2 separate regions of the Homo sapiens genome follow, and region 2 is linked to region 1. A link is a loop called in an ENCODE intact Hi-C map of the cell type or tissue named here. Cell type or tissue: dorsolateral prefrontal cortex. All regions are shown on one strand.

What was found. Peaks named below come from ENCODE experiments on the same cell type or tissue, not always from the same donor. Only the 100,000 strongest peaks of a DNase experiment are listed, where the experiment ranks them.
Region 2: a loop joins it to region 1, with 3 times the contacts of the local background. A loop is called at or near these places in 4 of 110 quality-filtered maps.

Annotation. Positions count from the first base shown.
Region 1 is chr3:117,548,486-117,550,985 of GRCh38, forward strand. No RefSeq gene overlaps it. Among named protein-coding and RNA genes, the nearest start is that of LINC02024, 140 kb to the right of the region's middle. In dorsolateral prefrontal cortex, a CTCF peak has its summit at 1,412 (motif pointing left); no DNase peak of the experiment used is centred here.
Region 2 is chr3:117,018,030-117,020,529 of GRCh38, forward strand. All of the region lies in intron 1 of LOC124909415 (a long non-coding RNA gene), which reads right to left. Among named protein-coding and RNA genes, the nearest start is that of LINC00901, 98 kb to the left of the region's middle. In dorsolateral prefrontal cortex, CTCF peaks have their summits at 1,276 and 1,485; DNase peaks (open chromatin) are centred at 799 and 1,262; H3K4me3 peaks cover 799 bases; H3K27ac peaks cover 2,076 bases.

The sequences.
Region 1 (2,500 bases):
CTGGTATGCTGACCCTTTCCCTAAAGGTCTTAAGGCCCTCCTTCTTTGTGGAAGGAAAAATTGTTCTTCTGGTATATGTGTATGGAAAGGAGTGGAAAGGGAAGAGGATTTAGGGTGAGATTGAGAGGACAGAGGCATCTCACCATGGAAGTATGATAACTCACTGCCTCTCATGGATGATATGATCCATCTCATTTTCTGCTTTTCTGCTTTACCTGGTATAAAGCCTTATAAACCATTCAAAACAATCCATTTTGCAATAAAATGCTGTTGCATTCCAGTATGACTGTCTGTAGCTCAAGTTAAACTCGACCCCACATCAAAAGTGAGTGAAACGAGTCAGCTGCTAAGTCTCAGTGGATGCTCGTAGGTTGTCTTCAGGGCTTGAAAAATGTTGAAGGAAACCACATTTTAAAACAAAGTACATTGTATATCAGTGGACATGCTTCAATAGATGGGAGTGTTGCTGCAGGACTCCTTAGAATGCAAGCACTAAAGCTCTGTAGGTTGGTGCACAGGAGAATCTAGTCTTCTTATATTAATAAATTTTTAAATTCAAGTAGAAACAAAAATATGAAAAGATGTGAAGGAGTTAGGAACAAGCGTTAGGGATAATGAACCTCAGTGGATTTAAGGGCATAATCTGAAATCAGGAGCACTGGGTAAGCTTCCTTACCTCCTTGGAGCCCTTATGGCAGTGATGGCAAAACAGTGAGATAAGATGCTATGGGGTAAAATGCCTGGCTGAACAATACTGCTCTCCTACTTTGGGAGGATGAATTGGCTCTGATCTCACTGTGTCTCTCACTGTCTTCTAAAATTATATTCAAAGTTCATTTTTTGGGAAACATTCCAGACTAATCCTATTAGTCAGGTATGTTTGCATAGGTGTATTAAATTAATAAACATGCACAGAGATATAGATGTAAGGGTAGACATATAGCTTCTTCCATGTGTGCCAGTTAAGCTACTTTCTTCCTAGTGCATGGATAATAGAGGCTTTTTTGTATGTTTGTTCTGCCCTCTGCATTAAGTGGCTAACTCTTATAGGGCAAGGATCATAGCTACACAATCCGTTGTCTCTAGACACCCATCTGAGAAAGGCAGATTATTCTTTTGTACGAATGGTGAACTTTACGGTCAGAAAATCATGGATCTACTTTTATACAAATTTAGTCAGATAATAATCTCTAGGTACCTCAGACTCCCCTGCTGTAAATCAGGATCAGAAATAATTTCTTTGTGGGGGTGGTCTGAGAATTCTGATAATGGAGGGCAAGGGAATGTACAAGGCAAAGGTGGTGTGGAATTTCACAGTGCTGTTTTTTCACTACTCTAGTCTTCCAGTTTGCGAAGAGATTCCATTTTAATCCATTGGCTGTTTATTGAGGACACTTTATTTCTCCATAAGAGCTAACTCTGCCCCCTTGTGCTGAGTAAAATAATTTTTCTATTTTATTCGGTTTAATTTTATTTGCATTTAAGTGTTTATACCTATTTGAAAAATCATATCCAGCTACTCTTTTCAATAAGTCAAGTTATATAAGTGTATTTTCTTTAATAGGTTCCCTGGAGTAATTTTTCCTTTTTTTCATATTTTTTTCCTTTCTTCAATTCATCTGCAACCTTTTATGTTTAAAGTGCAATTCTTCACAAGGTCTCCCTGATGCTATTCATTACAGGCTTTTCTCTGTTGAGTACTGTCACAATTAGTTTTACTGTCCAATCTTTACCATGTCATAAGGAATAACTAAGACTTAAGGGTCAAAAGACCGAAATGAGATAGCAAGAGCTGAGGGCAGCGTTGAAACTTTTTGAAGAGTGTAACAAATGGATCCATCAATTCAAAAAGTGTACTTGGGAGTTTCACAAGGATTGCCTCTTTTTCTGATTGAAGACGTGTTTTCATTGTTCTGATCAATAAGTGATATAGGTCCTTTTTTAAAGAGTTCAGGCATAAATGAATAAAAACATTCTACTAGATTCCATGGGAAACAACTCGTCCTGCAGAGCTAAAAGTCTAATTGCTTAGTTAAATAACAATACAAAAAAACAGGATACAATTAAGAATTACCAATCTAATTGACCAAAAAAATGAGTACTTTTGAACTTCTGAGGATATGTATATTCAAGTGGTCTGAAAAAAGTAGGTGATGAAACTTAAAGTAGGCCTTGAAGGATAAGATATGGTGATGTATTAAAAATAAATTCAGTAGTTCACAGAATTAATGACAGAACTGGAGAACAAGGCTCAAGGTTACGGGAAAAGAAAATGCCCCAAACCACCTTAGAATTGGTTCTGAGCAGGAAAAAAAAAAAGTCTGCTTCCAGAGAGAGAACTTGTACCACTTGCTTCTCAAAGTGTCTTAAGCATAGCCAGTGGCCCTGGGGTATTTTCTTCCCAAAATGTAGGTCTCAAAATGTAGCTTATGCCACAGCTGAAGGGGAAGCTGAGAAAGTCAGTTTCCTCTCCAGTAGTGGAAGTAATCTCTTCACTGAG
Region 2 (2,500 bases), 530 kb before region 1:
GTGCTCCATTAACATTCTTACCTCCACTTCTCTCTTTGCAATGTTCCTTCTTCCCAGAATGCCCTATGATCCCTTTTCTGGCTTCTCAAAACCCTGTCTATTCTGCCTGTTTCTCTTCAAATGTTATTCATCCTGAGAAGTTGCCCCTGGCACCTCTCTCCTGACCCAATCTCCATCACAGGCAACAGGTTTGTTCCTCACCCACACCCTCATAACACCCTGTTTCTATTACCTGCCAAGTCCTACCCTGCCTGGCCGTGCCCTCACTTGTGTAGGAGCTCGCCCTCCTCCAATAGATGGTGAGGTCCTTGCCTGCAGAGCTGGCATCTGAATGATTTCCAGTGTTCTGGTTCCCAGAACTATTCCTTGAACCTACCAAGTACTGAATTAATACTTGTAGACTCAAAGACTTCATTTAATTCCATTGAAAGAGACAATAGGTGGCTCCATTCTACCTAGGCAGCAGCGCTCCATAGATAACAATATGGATGACTTTAACCAATATATTATGCTACATCTGTTTGGCTCTTTGTAATTCCCCAAGTGCAACGACAGTACATAAGACAGAAAAAAAAACCCACTGAAATGTCAGAGCCCCTAAGGCAGAGCTTTGGGGATGCTGGAAGCCGCTTGGGGATGTCTTCTGTTGTCTTGCAGTAGCAACAGTAACAGTAGGCTTTGGTAAGGCAGACAAAAGCTAAAACATCTCTAATTTTCTCATTCCTAAAGCTCCTCTTGCTTGGCAGTAGCTCTGGATGTGTGGGAAGGCCTTTGGGACATCTTTCTCCACAGCTGCCAGGTAGCTGCTTTTGCCGTGGATGATGTGGCTCTTCCTGTCAAACTCCCTCCACCCGGTCTGACTCCTTACACAAGGATGAATTGACGTTACATGTAAAAACAGTGGCAGTTATATGTGAGACCGAGGTGGTTTAATAAGTGAGCACATTCAGCCCACTCCCTTTGGGGGAAAAAAACCAATAAAGGTATTGACAAGGGAAATTGATGTTATCTTTGTAGACATTCATAAAGCATCGCTAAAACAATCCCCACAATAACATTTGCCTTTTCTTTCTCTGACTTGAGTTCCCTCTTCTGACCAGGACTACTTAATATGCTCTCCGGTCTCCGCAACTGAATGCAATAACAACAGTGTATTCAGAAGAGTAAACCAGGGAGACAGAGGAGATAAAATCTTTGCTCTGTTGCACGCAGCCTTTTGAGGTTAAGCATTCAGCTGAACTGCTTAAGCAATGAGAATCTGGTTCCATGCAGCTAGGGGGAGCCCAAACACAGTTGAATGTGCCCTGCTGAGCGAATGCATTTAAATTTTCTGTCCCTCAGCTTTCAGAGTGTCTTTTGAAAGTATCCCCTTTAATTGGCCCAGGGTAGAGGCTAGGCATCTGTGATTGAAGGAAGGAAAAACAGATGCAGTAGAATCCCCCAGACACATTCTAGAGGTTTATATGATTTGTGTTTCTGAGATAAGACCCTGTTTCCTGCAGTTGTACGTAGCCACGGCAAGAGTATCTAGAAAGATCATTTCATGGCTAGAAAAATTAGAAAACTTAAGATGGGGATACGTTGCAACTGGCTTGTTTTCTCTACATAACCCACTTCTGAGTTTAATTCAATGGCTTCTGTTGTAGCATTTTTCCTTTTTTCAATATGGGGTTGTAATTACTCTTATACTAAAAAAGAGTGTGTGTGTGTGTCTGTGTATTTGGATTTCAAATACAATATTTAGATAAGAAGGAGATTATAACATGTAAATGAATAACAATAACCCTAAAACAAGCAGGCTAGAAACGCTTCCTAAATTACCAACAGGCGGATTGTATATTGGTTGTTCGAAAGTCTATCCACCCTGTTAGAAATAATAAATAATTTGTTCAGTTTCCCCAAACAAATAATAAAAGTTTCCTTAATGCACAATGTGCTTGATCATAACATGAGAAGCACGAGACTGTAGTAGAGTCACTTTATCAACTGTGTGAACTTAAGCAACCTGTTAACTTGACTGACCACGGATCCTTATTTTAAAATGGGGGTTATCATACCTACTTCCTTGTGTTATTTTGAAGGTTAAATGTGCTTCGCACATTGCTTGGCACACGTAAATGTCTGATATTCCTAACCCTTATTCAGAGTCTGACATAGTGCTTGGGGTAAAATAAGTACTCAAAAAACATTTGCTGAAAAAAATGAGTGAATAAATGTAAGGAATTTTACATTCAATAATATCTCCATGGGATATATACAGGATCACATTTTCCTGACTGCTTCTCTCATCCTCTGTTATTTTGAAACTTGGGTGGGTGATTCCTCTCTCTTTCTTACTCCTTGATAGGAATGAGGACATCCCGAGATCTACTTTATTTAGACAGCTCCAAGCCCCAGCAGGATGAGGACTGTGGGTAGAAATGAGAGAGGTAAGTATCACCATTGTTGGGAAGGGGGATATCAATGGTTAAGGCTCAGGGTAGAATAAAAAATATAAATA